Linked DNA regions of Mus musculus: region 1 is linked to region 2. A link is a loop called in an ENCODE intact Hi-C map of the cell type or tissue named here. Cell type or tissue: heart. All regions are shown on one strand. Links, peaks and the distances in the headings refer to the core of each region. The heading gives the core; the rest is flanking DNA. Region 1 overlaps Tle4 (transducin-like enhancer of split 4). Region 2 has its middle 93 kb from the start of Tle4.

What was found. Peaks named below come from ENCODE experiments on the same cell type or tissue, not always from the same donor. Only the 100,000 strongest peaks of a DNase experiment are listed, where the experiment ranks them.
Region 1: a loop joins it to region 2, with 2.2 times the contacts of the local background. A loop is called at or near these places in 4 of 42 quality-filtered maps.

Annotation. Positions count from the first base shown.
Region 1 is chr19:14,442,555-14,459,401 of GRCm38, reverse strand. It overlaps Tle4 (transducin-like enhancer of split 4), which reads left to right. Exons shown (of 20, transcript NM_011600.3): 15 at 4,412-4,661; 16 at 5,576-5,823; 17 at 6,835-6,982; 18 at 7,188-7,338; 19 at 7,683-7,759; 20 at 9,561-11,330. The coding sequence ends at 9,668. Among named protein-coding and RNA genes, the nearest start is that of Gm8630, 15 kb to the right of the region's middle. In heart, for the core only: a CTCF peak has its summit at 9,444; no DNase peak of the experiment used is centred there.
Region 2 is chr19:14,682,872-14,699,718 of GRCm38, reverse strand. No RefSeq gene overlaps it. Among named protein-coding and RNA genes, the nearest start is that of Tle4, 93 kb to the right of the region's middle. In heart, for the core only: a CTCF peak has its summit at 7,312 (motif pointing right); no DNase peak of the experiment used is centred there.

The sequences.
Region 1 (16,847 bases), core at 6,033-14,032, 240 kb after region 2:
TCTGGTAATAAATATACAAGAGGTTGCTTTGTTTTGTTTTCCCAGTCATTCATGTAGTTGCACTATAGATGGTTACATGGTAGGTACTCTATGTATTATATTGATAGAAATTTTACTAAGAACCTTGAAGAAAAGTATGCTTTTTTAAATTATTTAAATTCTTAAAGTTCTAAATTTTTAAAATTCTTAAAAGTCTCATTTAATGAGACTTGGGAGGAATTGTTTTATGTTTTAAAGAAACTGTCAGGAAGAATGTATAACAGGAGAGGTGAAGAGCTTCAGGAAGCTAGCCTTGTGCTGCAGCAGGCTGTGTACCAGGCCATCACAGAAGGCTGTGTACCACATAGTGTGAAAAGTGGGGCTAAGCCAGACATGGCCCCACCCACTGCTTCTGCATTTGGGGCTGGCCGGTTTCATAGATGATGTGGTAGCCCAGGTCCTGCCAGTGTCTGCGGAGGCAAGGGGCAAACATAGATAGAGCTCATTTGAGCCACTGAAAAGTATATCTTCAGATGAGCGTTATGGAGGCAGCTGCCCTGATCCTAGGTGCTCATGAGGCTGAGGCAGGAGGATTGCAACTTCAAGGCAGCCTGGGCAGTTTAGTGAGACCCTGTCTCAAAAAAGTTGAGTGTAGCTCAGAGTAGAGTGCTTATACTGCCTTACATGAGTGAGTCCCTGGGTTCAATGCCTAACACTGCACACAAAGTATATCTTGGCCAGGGATTGGACAGCAGTAATGAGGGTGACTGTCAGTGTCAACACCTCACTGGCACTGAGCTTGTGTGAGGTATCCTAGGTGCTCTCAAAGGAGCATCCTTGGAACTGGACTGGCATCAGGCTTGACAACAGCTTGCTCAAGGAGTCAGTGTAGCACTAGGTCCTCAAGGCTATTCTGGAAGACTCTTTGAGTGTCCAGAGAGGACATGAGGTAGGTAGAGGACAAATGGACAGTAGCCAGGCAAACATCAGTCACCAGGTGGGTAGGATACACACATTTAGCCCAGTCCGGGCTCTGGTGTGACCCATCCTGCCAGGTGACCACAGGAATAAGGAATACTGGTCACCAGGAAACTGTTTCTGTTGGGGAGGGGGACAAGGGTCTACTCTCCAGGACCAGCTCTGGGCTGTTTTGCATCATCTTGCCTGGAGGCAAACAGGAAGAAATCAGAGAGGACAAGGAAGACATTCAAGGGGACCATCTCCACACATGCTGACACAAAGAAGGCTGTTTAAGGACCAGGGTATGACAACAAGATGCCAGGATACACACTGCAGCTAGTGGATGGGCCACTCTGAGGCTGTTCCCTCCCATAATCCCAGACATCTCTGGGCAGCTGCCTACCACAATTGGGTCCAGTCTACAATGTTCCACCTTGGAGAAGGGCCTTAACTCTTGCCCTGTTGGGCTGGAGCCCTTAGGCATCAGGGAAGGGAGTGTGGCCCTGATTGTTGCTGGGAACCCCTCAGCAGGCTCTGGTAGACAGACGTCTTGCCACATTGGTATGGTTTAGCAGCTATTCCCAACTTGAAAAATCAACCTTCTGCCTTCCCTGGGGAGCCTCACTCAGCAGTGTGGAGCACCCATCCACCAGTCAATAGTGCTAGTATTAGTGTGGGGGATGTTGGAGGATGACAGGGTGTGGCAGTGCTGCCCCAGCAGCAGTTTCAGGTGGTAGGCTGAAAGGTCCACTTGGTGGAAGAGGTTGTACACTTGCCCACATGCTGGCCATAGCTGGAAACCTGGGAGTAGAGGAGTGCAAAAAGAGAAGACTTGGGGCAGTAAGTGGGGGCTTGGGGCCCAGGCTGCCTTTGCCTTGAGGTGTTATCAATTTGGAATCTTTGTGGATCATTGTCCCTTTATTAAGAAAGAATTTGAGTTTGTGGAGAAAATGTCTAATTGCAGGGCAGTAGTTGTATGCACTTTCAACCCTAGAACTCAGGATTAAATTCTGTCTTGAAAAACCAAGAGGTAAAAAAAGTATAACAGTACCTGAGCTTGGACTTAACCTTCCTTCCCTTCCTGTAAGACCCCTTGTGACCCCTTGATTGCTACATCAGTTAGCCTTCTCTCAACGTGGCTTCCCTGATGTGACCCTTTCCTCTGCAGCCCCCCAGGAAAGTACCCTTGCATTTCCTCACAGCCTGCAAGCCACCAGTCCAATGGTATTTCTTGAGTGCTTTCCATGGCAGCTTTATGAGTTAGATTTCTGGCTTCTGTAAAAACCATGCTTCTTTCAGACCTCTGTCTGCTATTTGAGGTCCCCCTCCCCCCATTTTATACCTTGAGGGAGTTTCCCTTAAAGGTCTGACACAAGGCTTAGAGTGTAACTAGTGTCTACTATTAGTGAAGCCCCTGAAGGCTTTTTCTGTTCCCAGCATCATCTCTAGTGAAAATCTGCCTTACTCAATTTCAGTTACTTATATTAAAAGCTCTCATCACCCCAGATGAGTCCACAATCCAAGTGTCCTAGCCAGTGTAGTCTTACCTGGCTTTACAAGCCAGGTCCTGTCAATTACAAACCCTACTCCCAGCATTTCTACCAGATCTCATATGTTCCCTTTACTGAGGCCACACATAGGTGTGGCTCCAGGTCCTCCTTATTTGACTCAGAGAATACTGTCTATTCACTTCCCAGCTTCTCCACCCTTTCCTTAGCAGCTGTGGCATCCCCTCAGTGCTGGGCTGCTTTTTGTAAACATGACCAGCTTAGACTTTTGCAATAAAAAACTAAAGTATCAATTTCAGTTACTTTTCTGTTACTTTGATAAAATACCATGACTAAAAGTAAGTTGTGGAAGATGATGTTTATTTCGGCTTAAGATTTTAAAGAACTAAGAGTCTGTCATGGCAGGGAAGCAGCAAGGCACTGGTGTAGTGACTGGAGCAGGTAGCTAACAACACATGTCTTCAAATGCATGCAAAAAGCAGAGAGAAAGCTGCAGTGGCAGGAGGATTTTAATGTCAAAGCCCTTCATGCTTCTTTCAGCGAGGATGCACCATCTAAAACTCCTAATTAGCACCACTGCTGGTGAACAGAAAATTCAAGTACCTGACAACCCGGGGTGGCATTTCTCATCCAAACCACCACACTATCTCAGCTTTGATTCTGATCTGTGCCGGTTTAGTCCAAGCTCCTATTTGTCATATACCCACAAAAGCTTTCTCTTGGTATGGTACATATTTCTCAAAAAGGGCTGTGATCACTAAGAGCTACCAAGGTAAGCTTAGCTCCTTCCTACCTGCTATTGTGATCTGTTTTCCCCTAAAGTTGGTCTACATCCCAGAAGCCTCACTATGTCCTTGCTAACATTAATAGTTGTCTACTAAAAGTAGAATCTGTGATGAAAACTTCAGGTCCAGTTTAATATTTTTACACCAGAAGGTTTCTAAGGCTGTCAACTGGAAATGGAAGTGCTGTACGCAGCAAGACGGACCTTGAGACTTTCTGACAGGACAGGACACTTTTCAAGTCCCCATTACTTTTGTATCTTTTAGAATTTGTGATTTTCGAGTCTGATCAATGTATTAAAACTATTTTCTTATACATCTGCCCTTTTAGTGTTTTTACCTAAAGAACCTGAACTCTTCAGAGCTTCATAATTTTAGCTTACTGATCTCTATTAATAACTCATTTGATTGGACTGAGTCCAGCTGTATAGGTAAAATCTGTTACAGCCCATGGAACCACAGAAAAATACCAATGAAGGTTTAGAGTGAAAAAAAATAGGTCATATATACACACACACATATATATACACATACATATATATATATATATATATATATATATATATATATATATATACATACATACATACACACATATGTTATATGTAGTATATATATTATATGTCATTAGCTATCCTACTTAGTTCTCTGCAAACTATACACTCATCCTTTCTTTTTGAAGTTAGAATTACATTCAGAGAGGCTCAGTAACTACTGATGATACATAGCAACTATTAAACAACCAATGGGTATTTGGTTATAGACCTAGCACCATGTCTTGAAAGGTAATGTTATTGTGTTGTACCAGATTCATTTGATTTTTCTATTTTTGTTTCTTTGTTTATGCACATCTCAAGTGGCACTGAAAGAAAGGATTTTCTCTCTTCTTATATTGGATAGTTTAATAATATTTCCAAGGAAGGTAGTTTAGTGGATAGTGTGTTTCTAGTATGCATGGAACCTATGTTTGATATTCATCACTGCTTGAACCAGACATGGTTAAGTGCATACCTCTAATCACAGCACATGGGAAGTAGAGACAGGTTAGCTATCCAGGACCACTCTCCACTCTATAGTGAGATTGAGGCTAACCATGCATACATAAGACCCTGATGTAAAAGAAAACAAGCAAAAGCTAATGCTTTCTACATTGTTCTGCTGTTTTTCCTTTATGTACCCTAGAGCATACTCCTTTCACGTCAGTGCCGATGGCCAGATGCAGCCTGTCCCTTTCCCCCCTGATGCCCTCATTGGACCAGGGATCCCCCGACACGCTCGACAGATCAACACCCTCAACCATGGGGAGGTGGTGTGTGCAGTGACCATCAGCAACCCCACAAGGCACGTGTACACAGGTGGCAAGGGCTGTGTTAAGGTCTGGGACATCAGCCACCCTGGCAACAAGAGCCCAGTCTCTCAGCTGGACTGTCTGGTAAGTGAGCAGGGATGATAAAGACCCCGATTGTGAAAATCAGCAGTCCTAAGAGAATAAGTGGGTGTTTTTCTCTCAGAGTAATCCAGTTGTTTATGTGTGTTATATGCACCTGTACAATCTGCATTTACCCTGTCCCCAAGGTCAAAGGTAAGTCACTTGGTTCAAGAATACTAGGAGTTCCTTACATTGGTATGGAACATAACACTCATACCTGAGAACTTTCTGAAGTCTAGTTATTTGTGTGGCTACCAAGCCCCTTAACTATTGTCACCTTTTGTCCTTTGTTTGCACAGGAAATTGAAGCTTACTTTTCTTCCCTTATATCAGAAGCATGTTTTGGTACATCACGTAATCTAACATGAGTATACCTAAGATTTCCACCAACTCATGAACAGGGGAGACAGTTTCTTTTCCTGTCTTGCTGCCTGTTTGTTGGTACTTCATGGAACTCATATGCCTGTCAGTCAGACATAACAATGCTAGGCCGAAAGAGCCAACTGCCAAGTGACTTTTAACTGATATGGCTTTAATACCGAGACCCTCGATCCTCAGCAAAGTATGACAGGGCTTCAGAGCTTAGAGAACTGCAGTAGTGTGTACACAGACCATATGGATCTGCGTGTGCAGATTACATCCACACTTGTTTAATTTGGTGGTGGGAATGAGACTAGATCTTTGCATTTGGGTGCTAATTAAGATTAAATATCTTGGTACTGAATTTTGTAGATCAAGTTTAAATACTTCCTTAATTTCATGTAATTTTATAGCATTAATCTACTTTATCATTGTCATAAGTATAAATGGCTCATTAAACCAGAAGGGAACACAATACTTTTATGGATTTCTGCTCTCATGTTAATGCTGTTTCCTTTTCCTCATGAGTAATCTCATGATGGCTTTTGTCTCCACAGAACAGGGATAACTACATCCGTTCCTGCAGATTGCTCCCTGATGGTCGCACCTTAATTGTTGGAGGGGAAGCCAGCACACTGTCCATCTGGGACCTGGCAGCTCCAACTCCACGCATCAAGGCAGAGCTGACATCCTCAGCCCCTGCCTGCTATGCTCTGGCCATCAGCCCCGACTCCAAGGTCTGCTTCTCATGCTGCAGCGACGGTAACATCGCAGTGTGGGATCTGCACAACCAGACTCTGGTGAGGTAGGTCAGCTGAATTTACTTCTGTATTGAGAGGGAGAGCTAATTTACCACGTGATGCTGGACGCTCTGTGTGGATGTCTTACTATGTGTCGTATGTTTGTGTGTTTGTCTCCGTCTGTCTGGATGGAATGTAACTACTTTCTAAAAATGTTATGAATTAGATACACGTTAGAGATAACAACAGATTTTATATGTGAAATCTTTCTTCCACACTATCTTTTATTTCTGTTTCATTTTATACATGCACACACATACACAGAGTATTCCTGAGTTTTAGAATTGAAGGTCATTTTTACATAATGAATGTTGTCAGGATCTTGTGGGCTCATTAGAGGTAATTTCTTATCAGTGCCTGCTAACACTCATCATCACCCCTAGCTCATCAGTGAGAAGCCATAGTACATGGTTATAGGATTATAATTTAGGTGACGCATGGGGCACACTTCAGCAGTGGTTGTAGGACTCTTGCCAAGGACCCAGTCCTGGTAGTTTGTTGCTTGCGCTCACTTGGCCTAAATTGTCTGTGTTCTCATATTTAAGGACAAGTGGACGGCAGGGTTATAGAAATGAGAACGAACAGTAGGATTCAGAAAAGGGTCTGAGAAGATTGGGAAATTTAACTGTGAGGCAAGGGGTGTGAATGGAAGAGGAGAGTCGTTTGCACTCTTATTTTGAAGGGCTGCAATTTCAAAAGCAAAATACTTGTTCTTGTGGCTTTAGGGTAAGAATCAGATAATCAAGGTCATCCTCGACTATGAGATGAGGACCCACTTTGAACATTTTACTTCATGCCTCATGTACATTTTGCCAGAAGTGTCCCTGGGCAGTGTCCCGCAGAGTGTGCTTACATGAGGTATTTCTTGGCGAATGGCCTTCCCCCTGCACAGGCGACAGATACCAAATGAGATCTGTAGATAAACTCGGCACTGAACTTGATCAGAAAAGAGTTCTCAGTAGAATTCAAGTAAGAACTAGCTTTTCAAGGGCTTTCCCTTCATTTTACGTTTCCAGGCAATTCCAGGGGCACACAGATGGAGCCAGCTGTATTGACATTTCTAATGATGGCACCAAGCTCTGGACAGGTGGTTTGGACAACACTGTGAGGTCCTGGGACCTGCGTGAAGGGCGGCAGCTGCAGCAACATGACTTCACCTCTCAGGTGTGGCCTGTGTGTGGGTAATGTGACCTATTAAAAGAAAATGTGCTGGCTTTGAATGTGGATCTCTTAGAGATCATCGCTTAGACTTGGTTCTTTCTGTACATTTTGAGTTTTGTTGATTTCCTCTATATTTAAAGAGTATACCTCCTGGTTAATAAGATAAGACCTTGTCCTCTGTAGCTACCATCATTTGTTATTCTTCCAGATCTTTTCATTGGGCTATTGCCCAACTGGAGAGTGGCTTGCAGTGGGGATGGAGAATAGCAATGTGGAAGTATTGCATGTCACCAAACCAGACAAATACCAGTTGCATCTTCATGAGAGCTGTGTGCTGTCACTCAAGTTTGCCCACTGTGGTAAGCAAACCCCCCTTTTCCAGTTTCTGTAAACTGAATGATTGCTTGGTTCTTCTTTTGACTCATTCCAAACCGAGTCTTCTATTTTGGCAATGTGTCTCTCTTGACAACTATATAGTTTACTTAACCATGCATGCTTTCCTAACAAGCTATGTAAATTCTTAGTCTTAGTCCACTTTATTCCTTACCACAACAATCAGTGACTCATAAAATTCAGAAGGTCGGTGGGCTTTACTTTTGAAGTGAAAAGATACTCTTATTTGTTATAAATGGAATGAATTTCTATATCAATTCAGCAGTCTATGAATCACATGACAAAGTAACACAAAGCCTTCTTCCTGTAGGCAAATGGTTTGTAAGCACTGGAAAGGACAACCTTCTGAATGCTTGGAGGACGCCTTATGGGGCCAGCATATTCCAGGTAATGCCTTGCTTGCTGAGCAGCGCGTGTCCTGTGAGCCTGCAGAGCTGTAGCCATGGCCTCTTCGTGCATCCTATGAGTAGTGCCCCTGCTTAAGTGCTTTGAAATTACGTTGGGGCACCTGACACCATTTCTGCCAGGCAGAACAAGACCCTGTCTGGGAGGGGGATTAGTTGCACAAGGGAGGGCCATCTGCTGAGATTTCTGATCTCAATATCAAAGCCTGAATTACCCATGACTCAATCCTCTAATTAGGGGTTTTAGGTCTTCTGTGGCATTTTCGTGTTTATGTATACATTTTCTGTTTTCAATCTTGAACATTTTGTGTTCATGAGTAGTATTGGCTCTTTTCAAATTCTTTGACTCACTTTCTGTTACCACTTCTTTTTTCTAAGCGTGTTCCGGAAAATTTCAAACTGCATTCATTTTATAAACGTCTTAGTAGCACAATAGAATTTTGTGTAGTTTTGGAAATTATTTGGGGGAAAAAAAACCTACCAGATTTAAGCATAGCACAAACACAGACACACACACACAAAAACTTTCAGGTCCATTAATGACAAGTCATAATAGAGTGGATTAATTGTCTGAATCCAAAACAGAGCACAATACAAGGTTGGTGGCATGGCATGACAGAGTAGCTGATGTTACTGTCATGACACTCATACCTGCCTTCTCCCCTTTCTTGTTTTATATGACACAAGGTTTCACTATGTAGCCCTGGATGGCCTGTAACTCACAGAGATCCACTTGCCACTGCCTTTGAATGCTGATATTAAAGGCATGCATTACCATGCCTGGCTGAAGCTTAAATTTTAATACTTGACCTTTTAGGTATACAAACTGAAAGAAAAAGATTAGACTTTATTTTTATTAAATACAAGTATTATATCGATGTATATACTGTCTTAGGTATTTTAATTATTAGCAATTGCAATAAAAAAAGTTTGACATGCAGTATATTAGGTACTTGTCTTACACGTGTGACTTCTGATGCTCCCAGTATTCTTGAGGGTCCTATTTTAAGCCTTGTCTGTGTGTGGTCTTCCCTCATCCCTTCATCACCCTTCACCTCTCTTCAGTGGAGTGTGTTTCTGTTTCCAACTATTGAACTCCTCTTTCCTGTTCTCGTGTTCTGTGCTAGTAGCAGTGGACATTGTGGCTCATGTCTGCCTTTAGTTGTTAGGCCTGTGCAGTGCTTGCCGCTCTGTGGTACCGCCGAGAGCCAGGCTCCCTGTCTGTGGCAGCTGAGGTCTTGGATCTTGAATGTCCTACTTGCTCTGTACTCTCTAGTGAAGAAAGGGGGGTTGTTTGTTTGTTTGTTCTTTTATTTTATTGTCTGTATGCTTGTCTGTTGACCAGGTTGTATACCTGGTACTTGAGGAAAGCAGAAGGAAACCCCTCCCCCAAACTGGAGTTTAAAAACAAACAAACAAACAGTTATAAACTGCCATGTGGGCTCTTGGGTTTGAACCCATGTTCTCTAGAAGAGCATTCAGTGCTCTTATCCAGTGAGTTCTCTCTCCAGCCCCAGGAATAGAGTTTAAAGAACTAGGATTTGCCTCATTGCAGAGCCCGCTGACCATTGAGTTACCTCTCTTTGATGCCTCAGGACAGGAATCCTTAGCCTAAGCTAAGGATGATGTCCTCCTGCCATGTCTAGGAATGTTGGTGCTGCCCTCTATCTGCAGATGTACTTGGTGCTCTGGGGAGCACTTTGGTTGTACATCTGCTCAGCCACACCCACCAGTCCTGCTGCTCAGTTCCTCTATGTGACATTCTTGATATGTTTCTTCCCTAGTCCAAAGAATCCTCATCGGTGCTTAGCTGTGACATCTCTGTGGATGACAAGTACATTGTCACTGGCTCTGGGGACAAGAAAGCTACGGTTTATGAAGTTATTTATTAAGGACAAATCTTCGTGCAAACTGGACTCCTCCTCATAGCACTTTGCGCTGTTGTACTTTTCTGTTCACCCCTCTCCCATTCTAAAACCAAGGATTTCCAATACTCATTGCAGTTGTGGAGTTTAATCCCTTCCCATAGCCCCACTTCCTCCTTGCTATTGAATTGTGAATACTCATTAAGAACCTGTGATACCAAATCTTCAGCTATCGTCTTGGAAGAACATGGAATACCTAACAGTGAATGGAATCTTTAATTATGTATTATATCTGTAATATATTTATTTTGTTTAAAGAAGGCTTTCTAACAATGACTGACTAAATAAAGCTGTCCGCTCCTGCATTGATAATGAAGGTGCATTGTATTTGATGCTCCACCCCTCCCTTTTGGTGAGGGAGGGGAAAGGAAGGTTTAAAATAACTGATTTAAATGTCACTAAATGTAGACTATTGACTGTATAGAGATGTGAAATGTATAATTACACACGGAAGCAATATGTTGCTGTGTTGTTATGAGGTTGTTTTGTTTTATTTTCTACTTATATTAAAAACATTTGGAAATTTGGCTGTTTGAACAAGTAGAATATAACAGGCCAAGTACTATTCCTTTGAGTCTATTTGGGCAACTTTAACCAATATGTCTATAACTTTAGATTACATTCAACAAAAATAATTAGATGTTTTTCTTTTTTATTTTTTACTTGTTGACAAGTATCTTTGTAATATTTTTTAATTCCTTTTTTTATTGTATTATAGACAGATCAAAAATTAAATTGGGCCTCAAAGAGAGAACTTAATTTCTTCTAAATATTTTTGCCAAATTTCCTGGCAGAGGAAGCTGTGTGTCTCTGGGCAGTTGTGATGCTGTGAGACATGGCAGGCTGTTTTGTGTCATGCTCTTTAGGAGCTGTAGGTACAGGAGGACTGCTTGCCTACCGCTGTGCAAAGCAAGTCTTTCCCACACAAAGGCCAGCAGAGGAGGGTTTGCAGAGCCCACCCTCTGAAAGCCACAAAGAAGAGCCTCTCCCGGGATGGTGGCTTGCTTTATTTACCTCTGGTTCTTTCCATGTCTTAGTTGGATGTCCCTGAAATGGACACAGGCTGTGCCATTGTGCCAGAAACATTGTGTTATCTTTTATGTTGTTGTTGTTGTTGCTGTTAAAACTATAACATGTGACTCCTTTTTTATTATTATTTTTTGTTTGAATGCTTTAAAAAGATCTTTTAAGTCTGTGGATCTGCTGATGTACAGTGCCTTTGCTGCTATGGATCAAAATCAAGAACTGTGTAGATAAACTTTATTGTATAAGTAGAAAAATCACTTAATTTCATACTAGAAATGGATGGATGCTGCAAGCTGAAATGGACTGTCATTGACGTTCTTTGTGTGGTAGCAAAAAAAATGGTGTCTTAAGTGCTTAGTGTTTGATGTCATTAACAGTTTCATAAAACTCTACAGTGTAGAAAGATTTTGATACTAAACTGTGCATTGTACATAGTTCTAACGCATTGTGTTGGCCACCAGTACTTCTATGATGGTAGATTGTTTGTGCATTCAGACTTTTAAGCATTAAACATAAATAACTTCTAGAATGATTATTTTCTAATTATTTTTGCTAATTGCTTTGTCTATGCCACTCCCTATATTAAAATCACTAGTTATATTCAAGTCAGATTGTTAAGTACTATGGGTTTTGAACTGTTTCTTTTTTTTTTTTTTTTTTTTTAATTTTTCTTTTGAGATAACCCAGAAAGCATGAAAGAAGTTATGGAAGGCAGGTGGTTGCCAAGTATTTACTGAGCCTCTCATTTTGTTGACAGTCTTTCATCTAGAAGCAGTCCAAAACTCTCAAACTTGAACCATTTAGATTTTTACTGTCATTCTGGTAAACTAGCCACTTAAAGCTACTTAAACTTAACTCTTGGAACTAATTAATATTAGAAACCTTTTTTTGCCAGTAATACAGACTAAATTTCAAGTGCTCAATAGCTCCACAGGAGCTAACAGCTATTGTACTGGACCTCACAGATTTTGGTAATGTTTCCCACACTGTTGTGAATGCTCTGGAGCTAACACAGCATTCAGAATTTGACAGATTGGACCATTGCCAAGTGTGGGGGTTTGAGGACTTTTCAAAAAAAACACACAAGTTTCTGGAAGCATCCTGGGTTAGATTTTTTTTTTTTTTAAGACTAGGGCAAAGAAGAACTTGAATCCTAATTTGTGGGACAGGATTTGGGATCGTCATGGTAATCTGCAGTGATCAGCCATAGGAGACCCAGCTAGGTACTAAGTGAGTGAATTCCAGCGTTATTCACCCATGTAGACCAAATCAGCAAGTCCAGTGAGATGCCATAAGCTGGCTGCATTGCAGGATGGTATGCAAATCCACTGAAGCTGCTGAGAAATAAGAGATCATTTCTTAAGATAGTAAGTGACTATCCATAGAGATCAACTCGAGGTGGGGAGACACTCTTTGTTGGGCGTGGAAGGAATAATGGATATAGAGAGGGCCTTGAACTTCTGTTAGTTACTCGTCGGCATGGTTCTGACAACATAGAAAGTCAGAAGGAAAAAACACGTTTGCACATCAGAAAACACAACTTATATGTCTGGTAGGGTTACCCAGAGAGGCACAGAGAATTGGCTTTATAAACTGACTCTGTGGCAGTTGTTGTCGATAGATAATGCTGAGAGCTTATCCATTCCCCAGTACTGGGCTTATAAGAGTATATTTTTCTTATCTCTGTGACAGAACACCTGGTGGAAACAATTTAAGGGAGGATAGTTGGGTTGGGGGGCAGAGGGGCAGGCGAATTGTTCGGTTGCTTTTTTGCTCACTGTTACAGAGCTATTTCAGTCCAGCAGAAAAGGCATGGTAACAGTATTGGCTCCATTTGTGATTGCAGGCAGAGGCTTTAATCACATGGTGCTGACTGGGAAGCACAGTTCACAGACTGGAACCAGGGGCAGTAAAACCTCCAGAGACCCCCACCCCTAGTGACCTCTAGTGACTACTGCTAGGCCTCTTAAAAGCTCCACTGCCTCCCCCAAATAATACTACTAGCTGGGGAATAAGGTCTAGAATCAAGAGGCATACCTGTATAAGTTGGAGGCCTGTCTTAATGTACACAGAAGTTTTGCCATAATTATTGAACTATAAAGGTAATTTTAAGGGTCTGGGACTATGCCTCTGGTGTGGCAAGTGCTGATGATCTGATACCTCTGAAAAGAAGGAAAATAAGTAATTACTGAAAGTCAGTTGCTGCTTTCACCATAAATTATGCTCTTTGTATAGTTCTTGCAGAGTCCGAAGAACAAAGAAGAGGCATCTCTCTCCAAAGCAAGAGAAAATTTAGAATGGGAGAACAGAGTTGAGTAAACAAACTATAGAAAAAGGAAAAGGCAGGTCAAAGCAGCCATTGGACCTTCCTAGACAGGCGGTTCTGCTGCAAAGTGGCAGACCTCCAGATTTCAAAGCTGCATACCTCTCTGAGCTGATACTTAGCAAAATGGCTTCATTGGGGTCTACCTGGAATATTGTATGTGCCTGCAACACTTAGAAGTGCTGGGAATTAAACACTAGGTTCAAACTACATCACACAATCACAAAATTCCTGCCAACCGAGAACAAAAGATGGCATTCTGGACAGATATGCCAACCCGGCGAGCAGCCTGAACATGAGCCAGGAGGATTGGTTGTTTTTTGGGTGCCTCAGTGGACCTTCATGGCCTGGTGCTGTACTGAAAACGGACTAGGATATTTGTGGATTTATTTCTGGTAATAGTAAGAAACTTAGCCCCGAGATTCATTGTCCAACCTTGAATAAGCAATTACAAAAATCAGTTTTAAAAAAGGTGCTAATTCAGCTATATTCCAGAGAGATCTAGCGTTTCAGTGGTGACCTGGATCTTGCCAGTGCTCGGGTTCTGGGGACATTTGTCATAGAGCAGTAGCAACTGCTGTCTCTCTTCTTTTGAGCTAATTCCATTTATTCACTTTGGGGTGCTGACACATTATACATTGGCAATGGAAATGGTTTATTTTCAGTCGCTTGAATACAGCACAAAGGGTTTTATGAGAGTGTTCAAACACTATTGAGCTAAGGGCAGAGAGAACTCTGCCTTGTTAAGCTGTAGTGGCTGTTTCCTTTTGATGGGGTGTTTGACAAGAGGTGTAATGGGTGGTAGAATTTTGAACCTCCATGTTAGAAGTTTGCAGGATAGCTGGGCTTCTAAGCTACAGACTTCTCAGCTGGGACTTTCATAGTTGCCTGCAGATAATTCCCATAGGACTGACCTTAGTCTAGAGTACTATGAGCACAGGGGCCCTGTTTGATCTCACAGTAGGCCCAGCAAGGAGAGAGGGGCGGTCATAGTTCTGTTTATATAGAAAGGAAAAGGTCACAAGGGAAATGCTATTTATCAAAACTCTGGTGGGAATTTGAGGGGCTAGCAGACTCGAAACTGGTCCAGAATCACCCTGTGTACAGCAGAACTGGACCAGAAATGGGAAGGGGCATTCACAGTGCTTCCACCTAATTGTGCAGTGCTCCATTTCATCCAGGTCATACAACTTGAAAACTCCTCTGTTCCATCGCAGATTGTCTTTATAGTTCCTGTGCTGTGACCCCCTCCATAGGCTAAATGTTCTGGTACCTCCTAGGAAACTCTTGGTTGTGAGTTGAACTAGGATTGATTATTTTTCCTCTTGGGAGGCCTTGAAGTTCTAGAAGGACTCAGTAGGAATTCGTCATGAGAGACCTGTGATAAACAGACCTACCTTATCATAGGCTGCTAGAAAATGGACCAGAAGAGATGCCCTCAAGAAGCAAGGAACAATGGGAGATGCCCAAACTAGTGTCCTGCAAGCAGACCATTGTCCCAGACTTTATAACTTCCCATTACTTGAAGAACTGCAAATACTTCAATCCCGGTAGAGTTTAGCTTAATAAGGAGAAGCCAGGTACAGCTGTGACTAAAGTACAGCTCCTCCCCCCAAAACAAAGCTTTGGAGATTCATTGAAATCAGCCGTTCAAGCTTATTGTTAAATACCCATCACATGTTAGTAGTTCTTCATGCTTTCTCTAAGCAGTCATGTTAATGAAATCTGATTTCCACTTTTATGGCAGGATCAGGAAAATTAGTTATGGTTCCCACAGTGATAGTCAATTCCTCTCTCCATGACAATTTCTGGGCACCATGGTTTGTAGAACAAGAACATTCCTCTGATTGCAGGAAGTCTGAGGTACTTGCTGGAACAGGACCTTGGTTCGCTGCCTGTAGTGTAAGCAATGTTCTTTGATAGCATTTGCATAATTCCACAGTGAGTGTTAGTGGGGGCTTAGGTGATCAGGAATGAATGGACTTTGCTGCAGCCCCCAGAGCGTGGGATCCCATGTCAGGCCACCTTAACTTGAACGTGGAGTGTGAAGAGTTCGAAGTGCCCTGCTGAGCTCAGCAGATAGTGATTTTTGTGCAGCCCCAGCTTTAAGTGGGAGCTCGTAACCCTACTCCACATGGGCTACTTGGGACTTCATACCATTTCTACCTCACTGCACGTCACGTTTTTGTTGTTTGAATGCAACATCCCCACCACACCCCTAGGATCTTCAAAAACATGAGGTCCGCAGGACCTTGTTATTTGTATCATATTACATCACATTAGATGTGTAAAACTTGGAAGTTCATGACCCAATCACCGACCTGCCGGGGAAATGAGATAAGGTGAATGGGTTGCTTCAGCTTCTGGGGTTTTCTTTAATGTTTTGAAGTCTTGTGTTAGATGTGAGTGTGGTGTTGTACCTTTCACCTCAGGCTTCTACATTTCCATATAACTGGCATTTACTTCTCGAAGAACCAAAATGTAAACTTGGACCGAAAACAAAAAAATCCAACTGTACTGAACTGTCTCTGGCCTTTAATTTCCTTTAAAAGACATTAGAAATGTCCCCCTTGGCAGAAAATCAAACAAGGAGGTCTCTGATTCTGTGCTCTGTGCCTGTGTTGTCACTGTTTTCAGTACTGAGAAGCACTAAGTTACCACGACACCCACCACCTGAGGATGCTTTGCTTCCCGCTTTCCTGTCTCTGTCTCTGTTTCAATCCCTCTTCCTGAAGGAAGAGGGTCTCAAACTGCTTTTAAATCTTTAGGCCCACAAGTATTTAGGGGCACAGAATGCTTTAGGTCTTTTGAAGAGATGTGATCCAGGCACGATGGCACAACACCTGTAATCAGCACGTAGAGGTCAAGGTGGGAAGCGCAGAAGTCCAATCCCATGTCAGTTAACATGAGCTTTGAGGCCAGGCAGGGCTACATGAGAGGAAGACAGGATGCAGCATCTTGTATGGCCTCCCAGCCAGCAGCATCCTACAGGCAAGCACAGTGCTGTTCTGGACAGGACATCCAAACTGCTTCTGCAAAGTGACGTGTGCACTGACTATAGAAACGTACAGCTCCGGAGCTGGTCACTTTTGTCCCCGGTCATGGATAACTTCCAGTGACCCTTCAGTATTTAATTTGGAATTGAAGAGAAGGGATTTTAGACTATTTGGTTGAGGAGGTACCAGATGTACAGAGGTCAAGTGCCTTGATCAAGAGGAAATAATAAGACAGTTGCCTGAACAAGACTTATAAGCCTCCCTGCTTTAGTCTGTGTGCCTCAATGACCAATAAGACTGCTAGAATACTTCTTTTTCTTTCTCTTTCTTTTTTAAATGAGGTCTGGGTTTTACCACAGACACTGCCTTCACTCTGAAAGGTTTGTGGCCTGTATGTAACTAAAACCAAAATATGTGACAAAGCCATATACTTCCTTATTGATGAAGACATTTAAAAATGCATGACATCAAAAATATCTTTTAAATTTTCTAATAGAAAAGTGTGTTCTTTGTTTTGTTTCGTTTTTGTTATTTTTCTCATTCCAAATTTCAAAATGTGGTAGACTTTCTTTTAAAAGTTTGTGTTAGTATGGATAAATAGTGTGTTTTGTTCTGTTCTGTTTTGTTGTTGTTTTGGTTTGTTTTTGTTTTGGGGGATGTTTTTGCACTCTGAAACATGTCCAATACTCATATAGTCATATTTGAGAGATGGGTCACCCTAGTACCTTTGATGATTTTTGGGGGGCTTTGAATCACGAGCTCACAGAGAGGCCACCATGACAGTTAACACAGATTTGTTTG
Region 2 (16,847 bases), core at 3,773-11,772:
CAAAGGTTTTAAATAATGCTTCTGTGCTTGTTTAAATAGGCTTGTGCCCATAGACTCATGGGTTTGAATACTTGCCCCATGGGGAATGGCACTATTATGAGGTTTGGCCTTGTTGGAAGTTTCATATATATGTATTCATGCTCTCCTCATCAATGGAGTCTAGTCCCCTTCTGTCACCATGGATCAAGATGTAAAATTCCTCCACCACCATATCTGCCTGCAAACTGCCATGCTTCCCTCTGTGATGATAATGGACTGAATCTCTGAAACTGTAAACCAGCCCCAATTAAATGTTTTCCTTAATAAGAGTTGCTTTGGTCATGGTGTCTCTTTATAGCAATGAAAGCCTAACGAAGACATCATCCTTAACACAAATGGTTCACTTTGATTATCAACTTGAAATCTCCAGAACTGTGATCCAAAACTAGTCCTCCCACCTTTAATTAATTTTCTCATTTGTTTAGTCATGGAAACATAAAATTAGCAGGCAAAAATGTTTATCCTTTACAAGGTACACATTAGTAACAAAAATCTAATATTGACTACTACAATTAGTCCAAAATTTGTGTAAGGATTTCAGTAATAGCATTACCATAGTACTAAAAATAATTTTGTTATGTTTTTGAAATTAAAAAAAAATCTCTTTTCACATTCTGATTTTCACGCATATCATTTTATCTCAGGTTTCATAATTTTTTCCAAGATTGGCCTTTTCCTTAATTGGTTTTAGTTTGGTTTCATAGACAGACATTCTAAAATTGTTGATAACAACTTAAAACAAATGATACAGCATCCTCACCACTCAGAACCTTGCCAGCAATTTCCTGCTACCAGATACCCAGCAGCACATAGCTGCTAAAGAAATTTCAGGAGAAATTATCTAATCATTGTTTGCTTGTTAATTGTTTAATTTGATGTTGTTTGTTTGCTTGTTTGAATGCCTCAGCAAGACCTGCTTTAGATGCCACATATGATCATTCTCTTCCTATCAGGGTCTTGAGAAGGGTTTTTCCTACTTCTCAGTTAATCCAATTCACTTATGTCTTGTTCTTCCCCCATTGCTGAATCGCCCTCTTCCAGAAAGATGCAGAACACTGGTAAGGAATGGTGTCTCCCACAGTTCCGTGCAATGAAAACATCTCTGTGGTCTTGTTGTAAGCTGGATCCACTTCCTACTGATGAGCTGTCTGTCTTGGTGCCCAATTCTTTTATTGTTCCTTTTCCTTTTGAAATTTTCAATTGTCAAGAATTTAGCCAGGTGTGGTGGCGCACACCTTTAATCCCAGCACTCAGGAGGCAGAAGCAGACGAATTTCTGAGTTCGAGGCCAGCCTGGTCTACAGAGTGAATTCCAGGACAACCAGGGCTACAGAGAGAAACCCTGTCTCAGAAAAAAAAAAAAAAAAAAATTAACAGCACTTTTATTGACCAAATGTAAGTAATTATTTAATACAACTCTACTATACAAAGAGATACCAGAGCTTTCCAGATGCCAATTCAACCTAAAGTCTGTTCTGCTCACTGCTTTGTCTTAGCTAGGAGTTCTGGTAGGTCTCCGTTGCTGTGACAAACTCCCCGAGAAACACCGCAAAGGAAAAAAAAAAAAAATGTTCATCTGGGTTCTCGATTTCATAAGTTTTCACCCATCACTGTTTGACCAGATTATTTAGGGGCCCACAAAAGACAGCATCACCGTGGATATGCAAGGCACAGGCAGGCTGCTCATGCATAGCATCCAGGAAGCAGAGGGAGTAGAGTTGCTGGGGGTCTCTTTTTGGTCTATTTGGTCTAATTATGGTTTTCCTGTGCACATTCGCAATGGCCCACTCCCTCAGTGGCCCACTTCTGCTTAGCGAGCCTCACCTCAGCATTTCCAGTCCTTCCAGTGGCACTGCTCTCTGGGAATGAAACCATCAACTCATGAACCTCTGAAGAGCAATGCAGCTCTAAACTATGCAGTATTACCTCACTGTGACACTGACAGGCCAATAGTCCAAGCCACTCATTCCAAGAAAATTAGGGTAGCTGTTCATTTTAGAACAATGAACAGTGAGGTTCATGTGACCTAAACTCTCACTCTTTGGAACCATAGCTTTCTCTGAGGTCATTTTCACAGAAAAGTCCTTTTATAGATGTGGGTTTTGGAGTGTTTCATGAGTTGGTAAGTGTGTTTGAATATTTTGACCCCTCATAGACTCATGTGTTTGAATGCTTGGCTTGTAAAAAATGGCACTATTAAGAGGTATGGCCTTGTTGGAATGGGTGAGGCCTTGCTGTAGGAAGTATGTCACTGTGAAGGCAGGATTTGAGGTCTCCTATGCTCAAGGGAGGAAGAGAGCCTCCTCCTCCTGGCTGCCTCCAGATCAAGATGCAGAACTCTCAGATCCTCTTCCAGCACCATGTCTGCCTGGACACTGCCAAACTTCTCACCATGATAATAATGGACTGAACCTCTGAAACTGTAAGCCAGTCCCAATTAAGTGTTTTCCTTTCTTTTAAAAAAGAAATATGGGTTCTGTATTAAACAACAAACAACTTCAGCTTGTTTAATGGTGACTTAAGACTGCACTCTGTAAGTACACCATTCTTTATCAATGTTCTTGCATCTTCCTGGCAGAAGGCAGCCTCAACAATGGGGAAAGAACATGGCACAAGTGAATTGGATATAAAATGTTCTCTGATTCCTAATTCCCAGCATCCTATTTATATTCCTTTTCTTACATCCATTGGTAAACTCAAAAATATTTTTATAAAATGTGAGTACTCTGCTTTATGAATTAATTTGGTTGTTTTTAACTAAGCAGTCAATTCAAAGAAAAAATAATTCTACTCAAAATATATTCATGGTCAATTTATTTTACAGGAGAGATCAGGGCCTTATTTTTTTCTTGTATAAATAACACTGAACATAGATTATAAAAATCACAATCTTAACTAGGCATGATGGTGTACATCTTTAATCCAGAACTTTGGAGGCAGAAGCAGGAAGAGCTCTAGGAGTTCAAAACCAACCTGGTCTACATGATGAATTCCAGGACAGCTGTAGCTACAGTGAGACCTTGTCTCAAATAAACAAACAAATAAATAAACAAACAAATAAAATAATAGTCTTACAAAATTTTTCAGTTAAAAAATTTTTACTATATTCACCAAAAGAATTTGATGCAATCTCACCAAATTCTACTGCAGGATGCCCACAAGAACAACGCAGAAAAGAAATTGCCTTCCACATCATCTATCCAAAAAGACAGCACACCAAAAGGAAAGGCACTGGCTGGGGTTTGAGAGATAAAGTGGGAGACTTCTGAAATAGTTCGTCCATGAGATAAACAATAGATTATGCTGAAGAATGAATGAGCGCAAGTTCCAAAGAAATGCCTTGAAATGCAGCCTGCTCAAACCCTTAAGATTTCAAGTCAGGGGCCCTGGCGAGGTGACTGAATAAGCTGGCTGGTCTTCCATGGGACCTGGGTTTGATTCCCAGCACTGACAACGAGGCTTATAATGATCAGTAACTCCAGTTCCAGGGGACCAGTTGTGCTCCTCTTCTGGCCTCTGTAGGCACCACGCCCTCATGTCATGCATAACCATTCATCCAGGCAAAACATTCATATATGTAAAAATAAGAATAATATTTTAAAAGTGTTTGGGTTAGGATGGGATGAAGAAGGACAGTGATCTTAAATTGCAGAACACTGAAAGGACTCAACTGGCCGAAGTTTGTGCAGAGAACCAAAGATTTCCTAATGAAACAGTGAGTTGTAGAAGACTTTTGTCCTGAGACTCAGTGTGCAATTTGACATCTGGCCTGTTGTCTTAAGAGAACCAAAGAGGACAGTGGGCTGATATCAGGAGAATCCAGTATTGGCCTCTTTACTTTGAGGTCTGTCTTTTTCTATTTGTCTGTGCACTACAGATGATGCATAACAACCTGAAAATAGACTACAGAGAAGTGATTTTTGTGTAGGCAAATGCCGTGGTTTGAATAAGATATGCCTATCATAGGCTCACGTGTTGAATGTTTGGCTCCCACCTAATGATACTATCCTATGCAGTTCTAAGACTTTTGAGAGGCGGAGTCAGTGCAGGAAGCGAGTCACGGGGTACGCTTTGGATGTTCTACCTCGTCCCTGGGTGCAGCAAGGATGTGGGTTGATGGGGAGGGTGGATGAATGAAAAGCAGAAGCAAAGGTAGCATGAGGTAGCTAGTCGCTGTCATGTGTTCTTGACGTGTGTTGTACCACAGATCAGAATCAAAGGAGGCAAGGTCTGAGGCTGAAGACTTTGAAGGCATAAACTAATGCAAGTCTTTCACCCTGCCATGTACTTTGTCACGATACTGAAAAAACTTCCACAGACAGGATTGTTGTAACCTCTATCTACTTCTATCTGGGGCCACTGACAACCCATCGAGACCCTCCTAGTGGAGCATATAGCTGTGTCATAGGTCTAATTTTGTCCGTTTTCCCTGATATCAAATGCTCCTGAAAAATAGATTGACTATCTCAATTAATTGCTGGTTTATATGTATGAATTCATTTGTGTGCTGTAAAAGTGAATGATACAGTTTTGAGCTACCAAAGGAACTGAAGCCAAAGATGGCAACAACAGGAAGCCTTTAAGGGAAAAAAAGTTCTATTACTAGTGTCCCTGTATCCTATGCTCTATGTTAAATTTTCTTTTTAAAGCCAACTAACCCTGTGTTGAGCAGAAAGGGTTTGTATCAAAGGAACGGATGAATAAGTGGAAAGCCAAGGTAAATGAAGCCATAACTATAAACCCAGATGTGGAAATGTAGTCCCAGATTCTCTATTTCTTTTTCTTAACAAAAGTAAACCTCCGGGAGGAGAAGCATCTTATAAATTGTATTGTTTAAAAATTGCTGTATTCATTATGAGGAGCTTAATTATGGTCATCATTTACCAAAAGAAAAAAATCAAAGTCTTGTCAGAGAATTCATAATAATGAATGTTTCTCATTAAAAATTAATGAATGAGTGCCTTATATTGAAGGAAGTGTGTGAAATACCCTAATTTTCTTGTTTAAAAGAATTAATATTCATACATATTAGGTCCAAATTACCACCATTTAGGTGGCTACTTAGTGTTACAGATTACAGATCCGTTTATTACCATACAAGCAGACTATATTTGCTAGCATGCCTAGATTGTGCTATGATAAACAAATGTCGAGCTCTCCATGCCTTCTTTTTAGATGTAGAGTCATCCTCAGAGCAGCTCTTCCCCACCAGTGACTCAGCAAACAATGCTCCTTCCACCTAAGGCTTCTACCAGCTCAGCTCATGGGATTACCAGGACACAAGAAAGGCAGAAAACTGTGTATCAGCTTTCAAAAGTTTCAGCCTAAGTTGACACATACATAAGTACTTATAACCCAGGGCCAGATAGTCTGGCTGATGCAGGGAACCAGACGCAAACTGTGACTAATAAGTCATCTACAACAGAAATACTAAAATCAAAGAACAATATTGGGGTTTGGTTTGGTTTGGTTTGGTTTGGTTTGGTTTGGTTTTTGGTTTTTCGAGACAGGGTTTCTCTGTACAGCCCTGACTGTCCTGGAACTCACTTTGTAGACCAGGCTGGCCTCGAACTCAGAAGTCCGCCTGCCTCTGCCTCCCAAGTGCTGGGATTAAAGACGTGTGCCACCACTGCCCGGCAGAACAATATTGTTAAAACACATATTATTTACTTATTGTTGGGTACTACTAGGATTATTTACATAGTGTGTGAAGAGAGGTTGGAATCTTTCAAAATCCAGCCCCAATAATGCCATATTTTGAACTAATATAAAATTTTATCAATCCACAAATTAATAAATTGTCATTGTATCTACATGAGTATAAACAAACTATAAAAAAAATATAGTTTGAGAAGCATTGATCTACCAGTGCCAAAAATGTGTCTCTAGAGAATGCAGAGTTGTTTCCTTCGGTGTGGAATTATACACAGGCAAAGCTCCGCCTATCTTCAGGTAGATTATTAATCCACTAAAGTATGAGGAATGTTCTTTCTTGGCCAAAACTAAAATGGAAAGGAAGACTGTGGCTGAAGATGAAAGACCTTCCCTCCTAGAACCCGGTCTGAGAATGTTTTACTTTCTTCTTCATCTCTAAGCTAACTCTGTAATTAAATGAAGAGCTGAACTAATTAAATGTGTCTTTGACAGCATTACCTGGCATTCAGTGGCTGAGGGCACTGTGGAATAGTTAATCTAAGTGCTGACCATCTCTTATAGGAGGTGACCTCAAGAACATATAATTATAGCAGTAATTTATTTACCTGAAAATGACTGTGTTCACAGGTTGGCGGACAGCATAATTATACAAATGGGCTTTGCATTGGCTGTGATGATTTAGACATTGGGTTGGTTGATCTATATTTAGCCCTGCAATTGACAATTTCTCCTAGGAAAAACTGGGAGGTCCTTCATGTTGATCCATATGGGTGAGTGCCTGATTTCAATAGAGGCTAAAAAAACACAGACACAGAACACGTGGTGAGTTAAAGAGTACTCTATATATCTAATGTTCAACATAAAAATACATTATTTTCAGGTGCTTCAGGTTTTATTGAACTGTTGATGAAGTGTTACAAGATTTAGGTGCCAGAATTTATATACTTCAATAATCTAATCTGCTAATAAGATGTCCAATTGCCCATCATGCTCTATACCAGTGGTTTCCAAGCTTCCTAATGCTGTGACCCTTTAATACAGATCTTCAGGTTGTGGTGAGCCCCATCCATAAAATTATTTTGTTGCTATTTCATAATTGTAATTTCTGTACTGTTATGAATAGTAATATAAATATATGATGCACAGGATATTTGATATGTGAACCCCAAAGGAGTCAAGACCCCCAGGTGGAAAACCACTGCTCTACATTATAATGTGAGCTCCTGTATCAATGCTTGAACAAAACTGAAACTTGATTAGCATAATTTGATCACATGCAGAAGGAAAATTTTTAACATAAACATGAACATACCTTTGATACACCAAAGAGCAATAAATAATTCTGTATGACAAACATAAGAATTATTATTATTTATATTTAAGCTCACATGCCGTGTAATGACGTCTTGGTCAACAACACTATGTATTTACATCACTTTATACAACCTAATGGCATCACAGACAACTTAGTCTGTGAAGTTCACATGATGATGAAACCATCAGTAGATGCACTTTGCAACTTGTATTCCACCCTTAAGTGATCCATAACTATACTTATAAGCATGTTAGAGATGGCAAGGCTGTGTTGGTAACTACCAGTCAAGAAGCCCAAAAGTCAGCCAGCAGAGGTCTCTGTTAGACTCTCTACAGGGTTCATGGCCTCCTTTGGGAGTCCTTGCTGACTCATTGTAGCCTCTTACTGAATCATATTTCCATCTAAACTTTTTAAATATATAAAAAGGGAAACCTGGCACCAGTTGTTGTTAAGTTCTGGTTTGAAAGGCCACCTTCAGAACATAATTTTCAGCAAGTTCCATGACCCACATGGTCTACTGATGGAGAAATTTCAGTCCTTACTTGTGTAACCCTACATAAAATACCAACAGGCAGCTTTTCCATCTCAAGGGGCAGAAACTGGAGTGAACACTCACCTCCTTGTCATCCTAAAGAACAAATGCTTTGCTATGCAAGGTTTCACCAGCCCGTATTTATGGTCCTTGGGAATAATACTTACTATTAATTATTTACTTCTGTTATGCAATACATTCTTGTAGGTCATCAAAACTAAAAAATGCTGGAAGATGAATTCTGTCACCACAATAAGAAGGAGAGTTGTGAATTTGTCCTTCAAAGCAAAGCACACTTGCACCAACTCATTTTTATTTGATGTACTTACATGGTTTTACAACCCAGAGAGGTGATTTTTTTTTTCAGGCATATACCAGTAAGTCAGTGGGGAACTTTTATTCAAAGGCTGAAGAGCACAGATTCACACCTAGTCTCAGGAACCACCATTGATAGGACAGAAAATTGTTCTGGACATCAGGATACCCATGACTACCATTTCTTCCTTTTATTCTCTGTGTTATCTTCATTTACTTAGCTTCTTCTATCCCGTTTAGTTATCTGTGACATGAGGATAACTGGATTTGCTCCACAGGATAGTCATGTCCTAAAGAAGGTAATACATGTATAAAACCCTCCTGAGTGACTTTTGATTTTTTATTACTACCTCTTCAGTACTTCAGGCAATTACCAAGAAAGCCAAGAATGTGTTTTTCATCTTTAGAGAATTAAGTAGCTGAAAATGAATCTGGGTGATTTCTGTAATAAGGACTTTTTTTTTTTTTTAAATTTACAGGACTGTATAGCATCCTTTTCATATCTTTGAACATAGGACATGTGTTCTGGGTAGGGGGGACATTGCATGTCTGAGTCATTGGATTATTCATAAGTTCTTTGGGATGAAACCTATTACTCGGTGCCTCCCCAGCTACCAAATTGTGTAGAGAAACTTTTCTACCAACAAATATAAACTATCAGAAGCAAAATCCATTTAATCTACCAAACAGCCTACACGATCATCACTGGTTCATTACCATGTTTCCTGAGAACCTGCTCCATGGATGGCTTCTGCTGATAGGAAGGGGCTCTCATGTCATTTGTCCCTGCTGTCATTCTCTAGCCTGCATATGAAACATTTCTAATATCTCTAAAGCTAACTGATAAATTCTACCTTAGGTGGAGTTTAAAACCTAAAAGAGTAAAAAAATAAGCCGAGCAGTGGTGGCGCATGCCTTTAATCCCAGCACTTAGGAGGCAGAGGCAGGCAGATTTCTGAGTTCGAGGCCAGCCTGGTCTACAGACTGAGGACAGCCAGAGCTACACAGAGAAATCCTGTCTCAAAAAACCAAATAATTAATAATAATAATAAAATAAAAATAAGTAAAAAAATAAAGCTAGGCTTGGTTGTATGTACCTAGAATCCCCCCCCCCCCAAAAAATAATAATGCCAGGCATGGGGGCACACATCTTTAATCCCAGCACTCGCGAGGCAGAGGCAGGTAGATTTCTGAGTTCAAGGCCAGCCTGGTCTACAGAGTGAGTTCCAGGACAGCCAGGGTTATACAGAGAAACCTTGTCTTAAAAAAAAAAAAAAAAAAAAAAAAAACTAAAAGAGAATCTGGGTAAGAGGGTTATCTCTGTTGAAGACAAGAGGAAAAGTATGGAATGTCACAAGAAACTAGTGTAGTGGGAAGGTTTCACTGGTAAAAGGAAGAATAGAAGGGCAGAAAAGGAGGAAGTTTGGAAGACATTGTAGGTACTGAGAAATCAAGAACAAAAGGAGACAAACGTTATGGAAGATGATGAAAAGTTCTTCCCTACATTGCTGAAAAAAAAAAAATGCACAGAAGTTGTGAGTTAAAATAGAGATATACAGGGCTGGTGAGATGACTCAGTGGGTAAGAGTACCCGACTGCTCTTCCAAAGGTCCAGTGTTCAAGTCCCAGCAACCACATGGTGGCTCACAACCATCTGTAACAAGATCTGACGCCCTCTTCTGGTGTGTCTGAAGACAGCTACAGTGTACTTACATATAATAAATAAATAAATCTAAAAAAAAAATAGAGATATACATAGGAGAGGCAACTCCTTTGTTCCCACATAGTGCTATGATCTTCATGTATGTCAAAGGGAGGAAAAATTAGTTATAGTATACTCCTATTTAAACCAGTCCAGGGGGACTGATGAGATGGCTCAGCGGTTAAGAGCACTGACTGCTCTTCCAAAGTTCCTGAGTTCAAATCCCAGCAACCACATGGTGGCTCACAAACCATATGCAACAAGATCTGACACCCTCTTCTGGAGTGTCTGAAGACAGCTACAGTGTACTTAAATATAACAAATAAATAAATCTTTAAAAAAAACAAAAAACGGGAAAAAAACACAGTCAAATCCAGTAGGTAAGCTGCCATCTTAGATTTGACTCACGTTCTTTGTGATCATTAGTTATTCTTCCAGAATGTTCTTCCTTTCTCCGTTTTTTTTTCTTTCCTCTCTAAGGGTCCGTTTATCCTCTTAATGTATGATAGAGGACTTTTTTTAAATTCAGTATCTTCCTTCTATTCAATATGAAAACCAATCTACTCAACTCATACACACATTCCCTAAAGGTAGGAGGACTGGAAACCATTTTAACTTGTCCTTTCACCACCTTCTCAATTCACTAGGGTAGAAGACAAAATTTTGGCTGAGCTGATCTTTCTGTGTTTGTCTGGAGAGTCTCATACAGTCCAGAATGAGTTTCATAAAGTCCTGAGTAACCTCAAACTCACTATGTAGCCAAGGGTAACCTTAAATTTCAGATCCTTCTTCCACATCCCAAGAGTTAATAATTCAGGATATATTACCACATCCATCATATTCTTCCATTTTACATGATGAATCCATCTCCCTATTTTCCAGAGACATGCATGTTCATGAGATAAGGTGGAAGATAATTATTTTACCTATCAAGGCACATAAATTACCAAATCATTTGAAAACAAAGCAGAAATTTTAAATGCACAAATTTTAGTTCTAAAATTTGCTTTTTTTGCACAATAGCGGGACCTAGGTCAAGTCTCTGCCTTATTCATGTTTCATATCATTAGAATTTACAAAAGACACTTCTCTCGTTGTGTTAGGTCTTTGACACTAAAATAATAGATAGGAACGAGTCCATGTAAATCAAAGCACCACCCCCATCAATGATGAGACTGCCTTGTAACATTTATTCCAAAGACAATAAAAATAATATTTAACATTGAGTCCATTTCAAAATACAATTTCCCCCAATATCTGTGGGGCCGTGAAAAGCAGCCTATTTTGGTTGAATGAGGCTTGATTCGGCGACCCAGTAGAAAACTCTACAAGGGATGGAACAGTGAGCCATGTTCCCAGAGACAGGTGCCTGACACCAGAGCCCCCAACTCCGTAATCCTGTGACTATAAGACAATGCCCCAAGCTTCTGGTATTCTGGCTAGACCCCACCACCACAGTTACCTGACTATAGCCAGGTGTGCTCCTCCCCACAGCTACCTGGGAACCCCAAGATAGCAGAGCCCACTATAAAGGGGCTGCTTGGCCCCTCCTCTCTCTCTTTAAGCTCTTACCTTTCTTACTCTCATCTCTAACCCTCCTTCTCTCTCTCTCCCTTCCCCCTTCTCTCCATGTGGCATGGCTGGCCTCTCTCCCTCTTTCTACCTTCTCTTTCTCTCTGCCTTTCTACAATAAAGCTCTAAAACCAGACTGTCTCTGCTCATCAAGGCCCTCTGTGATTGAACAATGGGATAGGCTTTCCCCTAACGAGCCATGCCTAACCTCCCACCAGAAGGCCTTCTTGGGCTCCAACCACAGACCAGACCAAGGACTCTTGCCTGTGTGGGAACCACCCAGCGCCCCCTCTCTCCCTGCCATCTCTTCCCTTTGGCCCTTGGGCCCCCATTTTGTTCTCAGCTCTTCCACAGTGACCAGCAATGTCTGGGATACCCTAGACTGAGAATCTGTAACCTAGGACTGCCCCTTGTCCACACACACCCCACTCCCACCTCCCAGCTGGGATTCTGTGGCTTCCCACTGCCAAACCCACCCGGGGTGCGTGCAGCAGAGCACCGGAACTCTGGCAGAATGTGGGTTTTCTCCCACTCCCTTTATTCCCCTACGCCCACTGCCCAACAAATATCAAATAGGAATATTACATAAACTGTCAAGAGTCCAATTGAAGCTACCCAGAGAGAAGCAACCTTGTTCTGAAAGACAAGTATCTAGGAAAGAGAAACTATAGTAGAGCTAAGGCTCTCAAGAGCCTGTTTTAGATCAGTAATTGCTCTGCTCAATGTTCATGGAGATTCAGTAGACCTCTTTGAAAGTAAAGGCTTGCTAAGAAAGTGATGTTGAGTGTTCTTATCCTAGATTGTTGTTTAATCTCAATAACTTCACTGCTGTAACAATGTAGATATGCACTGGGTGGTAGTCGTGCATGCCTTTAATCCCAGCACTTGGGAGGCAGAGGCAGGTGGATTTCTGAGTTCAAGGCCAGCCTGGTCTACAGAGTGAGTTCCAGGACAGCCAAGGCTATACAGAGAAACCCTGTCTCGAAAAAGGCAAACAAAACAAAACAAAACAAACAAACAAAAAACAATGTAGATATGCCACCTGTCAATTTACCTGGGCTCCTACTTATCAAAGAATTATATTAATGGCTGCTTTCCCTGTTCTTTTCCTTGTCCCTGTTTTGACTATGTGATGAATAGTTAAAGATAAGGTCCATGTTTTTCATTACTTTTTCCCTCCCCATCCTCTGACCGAGTCCAATTCCACTACTGATGGTGTCTGCAAGAGATGAGCAAGTTAAGAAAATATGCTTCTTTTAGATGTCTTAAGATCTTGGATATTTGCCAAGTATGTTTCTATATTGTGATCACTGAGCCTGAAACTGAGAAATCTTCAGGGAGCTTGTGAATCAGCCTTTTGGAAAAAAAACAATCTAGGACATTTGTGAAATGTGTCTTTTCTGGCAAAGCAAGTATGAATATTTCTGCATTTGTGGCCATTACCTATTTAAGAATGACACAATCATGCCAAGCTTGGAACTTGCTATGGTGAGACAAAAGCTGTCAAGATATATATGATTTTCAAACACAGGGCATCCGAAAAGGTCTAGAAGGTCTGTGTATAATGCCATGCATGACATATTCAAACTGGAAGAAAAATCAAATGCAAGACAGTATTAACACATCTTAGAACTGTCAGCCCATCTAGTAACAGTAGTAATACTGAAAGAGATATAATCTTTTGCACTTATTTTTATGGACACCCCACACAATAGTATTCTAAACTTATTTATAATGCATGACCATGTGTACCTATTTAAAACACCAGGAAAATATAGCAAAATTCTCATAGTATTCATTTCTCTATAAGGTGAAATTATATAATTGTTTTTCTTTTTATTCTCTGATTTTTCATAGACCCACATTTGCTCTGTGTTGAGACAAAACATTAAATCTAACAGGATCTATGTGTATACTACTATGCAGAATATTAGTAGGTAAATTATGCCATACACACATTTAGCTACTTAGAGTAGTGGCTGTATAGTTCATGCTTTGAATCTAAACAACATATTTTAAATTTTTTAAGGAGAAAAAAAGAGTAGTGACAAATACCAGAGTTCATGTGCCTCTCTCCTGTGACACACTCTCTGTATATATTTTCTCCATAGAAATACATCCTGGAAAAGGACAGGATGTGACAGTGTGACACAGTAGCTCCTTCACCTTACTGTTGTTTGTTTTTAGTCACTTATTTATTATTGGATTTTGGGTTTCAGTTTTTTCTTTAAACCACCCAGAGCTTTCTAAAAACACAATTAAACCTTCATTAAATGTTCAACTGACAAATTATATGGACTGTATTAGAGATCACAAGAATGAGTGATACATGTGTGCATACCTGCACACACACACACACAGGATTTTTAAATGTAAAAGTGACTTTAATTCATGAGGGAAAAAAACAAATTATTGATTAGATTTACAAAGAATACCAGAATATATCATTGCTATTTATAGCCAGTGCTTGAGAACTGTTAGGGAGATTCTTGCTGGGATCTACAGCAATGGCTGGAACCAAGTTTCCCCGACAGTAACATATAGTGAATTAAGCAATCTAGTACCTTTGGGTGGAGCTTGAAGATGAAGTTGAATGTGTCCAGTGATTTTTATGTTAAAGACCTCTTACAGAATGTTTTTTCTAGAACTGTTTCTATAGCCTTATAAAACTTATCATATGTTTGCTGTGTACGTAGCAAGCTCCTGAGATGAAAGTCCAACACCACCTGAGTCATGGTGGCTTTCCATGTGAGGAAGGCCACATGTTCCTATAAATGTTACAGATAGAACATAATTTTACTACTGTCACTCTTTGTGGGCTATTTCTCTTACTTAAGTGCACAGTATGACCCACCCATGTTTGTGGAACATTTGAAAGTTGTTCAAGGAAAACCATAAAGGTGTGTGAGGATATAAAGCAAAGCACTCTAGCCAGGGCCTCAGGGACTGGTTGATTCTCAGCAGAATACCATGTTCTCCTAGTTTATGTTCTACTGGTATATATTATTCTTGCGTTCACAAATGACTCATGGGCCATTGCAAAGGACGAGTTTTCATTTTGTGGGCACTGGTACGAGCAGGCAAGTCCTTCGACCCTTCCCTGAATAACTGTTGTGTTGTAGAGGACACCGCCTATACAGAAAGCCATGTCTGAATTATAAAACTGTCACAGAGCTCTGTGCTTGAAAAGACAGTGTCACCAGCTATTTCGGTACATTTTTAATAAAAAATTCTTCCACCTTGATCAATCCATGCTCTTCAATTTAGAGCTGAGATTAATTTTCCTAGATATACTGTGCTACAGTATTAACACTTGAAATCACCTTATAACCACTTGCTTTTGCACATTGCACCACCTTGGAAGCTGCTTCTGTTGACCTTTAGATTAAAAATATGTTGGATTATCATGATTGACACTTTTAAAATGACTCATTCTTGCCAAACACAGCATAACAACTTTTCAACATTCTCTTTTTCTTACAACGGCTTCCACTCTCATTATGCGAATACAGCTGTATTATATGCCGCCTCTCCTTGCATAACATGCTTTCTTTCTTCCTTTTTTTTTTTTTTTTCCCAGAGTTGAAGAAGATTTACATTTGGAGTTAAATGTCTCAGTGATTGCTTTGTTGAGTTCCATTATACCAGTATAGTTAATCAAAGCAAGTCTAGCCTTGCTACTATGATTCACTGCGTGGCTTTGAACTTAATCATTTACAGAGAATGAGTACACATATTATCACCAGAGCTGGATTTCTTCAACAGCCTGGGTGACATGGTACTGTAAAGACTTTGAAAACTGCTGCTTCCAGGAACTCCACAGTTACTAGCATTTGATCAAATATTTCATTGATGAGCTTTTGAATACAAAGAGGCAAATCGGAAACCCTACCTTGGGGCAGTAGAGTAGAGGAAACATTGACCACTTATTGCCACGCCAGACTGAAGGGGGTCCTTTGATTTGTATAGAATACTTTCTTCAGTGTGTGTGGTCTTCACACTCATAACTGACAAGAAACCTTTCTTCACTCTCCTTCCTAATCCCGTCATAAACCATTGGTTGTTGGCATCTGGGTAGGCTTGGGTTCAGCAGACCTTGGGGTTTAGACAACAGCCTGGGGGAGGTTGGGGATTGTTGTTTTTAAACTGAAGAAGCTAATTGAGTAAGTATTAACATATGTGAGTCAGGCCTAGCAAGTCTTGTTCCTGAGCAGCCAATAATGATGCCCCTGCTAACTCAAGATTTCTGGGGAAGGGGGCGGCAAAGGAAGCGAGAGAAGAAAAGAGAAAAATGAATGTTTGTATCCATCTAGAACTGAAGCACACTGGAGCTTGATCTGGGTTCCTGGAATGCAGCTGTTAGTTTTCAGGGCTCTTACCAGATAGCTATTAAAAATTCTATCACTTAAAAACCAACATATGTAAATTTTTAATGAAGTTATACTTTTTTCCTTTGTTTTGTTTTGTTTTGTTTTGTTTTGTTTTGTTTTGTTTTGTTTTTGAGACAGGGTTTCTCTATGCAGCCAAGACTCTCTGGGAACTCACTATATAGACCAGGCTGGTCTCGAACTCAGAGATCCGCCTGCCTCTGCCTCTAGAGTGCTGGGATTGAAGGCCACCACAGCCAGGTTAAGTTACACTTTGTAAAAGGTACTAAGTATTCAAACTCAGCACTTCTAAATACTGTGGTATCTGTGCTATGAAGTCACTGTAGCTTTGTGGCGTATCATCACAGAATGGCATGCTGTGTCACTTACACTCACAAACAACTCTAAATGGCATTAACTAGTGTTTGGTCTGTGTGCCCACTAGTGGATAAGCAACAACTTAGTACATCTAACTGCAAACTTTCCCAAGGAGTCACCAAAACCGCATGTGATGGAGTTGACAGATCTAACCCCAGGAATGTCCAGCTCCACTGGAGGATGGTTTGTCCCAGCTACTCACTTCTACCCCAGGACATATTGAAAAGTTCTTCCTGGGAGAATATTCTCATTAAAACTTCCTGATAACTACAATGTACAAATTGTCAAATTTCTCACTATTTTTCAACTCTTCTTCGAGTTCCCAGCTCTTGCTGACACTTCTCCCCCCATGCTTTTACTTTGTCTTCAGAACCTGCAATACGAAGGCTCTACAATCAGGACAAGAAGCAGTGGCAATTTCATACACATGCAAGCCACACCCGCCCAAGGTGCCCAGCCCTGGGCCCTGGACTCACTGTGCTATTTTTTTTTTTCCTTTGCCATGCAGATTGGCCTTCAGTGTCTGCGGGAAACTGACAGCAATTTTTCAACCAAAGACTATATTACTGATGTGGGATTCAGGGAATATGTGATTCGGTAGCTGGGAAACAGAAGCTACCAGCCAGATAAAATTGTACCTGGCTGTTTCAGGTACCTGGACCATTCTTTGTGAGGACACTTAAAAAAAACCTGGCATATAAAGTCACTGGGGATATGTGTGCATGCACCTGTGTGTGTGTGTGTGTGTCCATCTGTCTGTATCTATGTGTCTACATGTCTATGTATGACTAATGATTCTACCAGTATTTGTGTCATATTCAAATATCATTTGAGGGGAAAATAAAAAGCATACACACGGTGGTGCCAGTATATCTTGAATGCATTAGTTTATCCCCACACATCCCAAAGCTCTTATATGATAAGCACAAAGCCTCCACTTTCTGAAACATTTCAGCCTTTTTGTTCATTATTG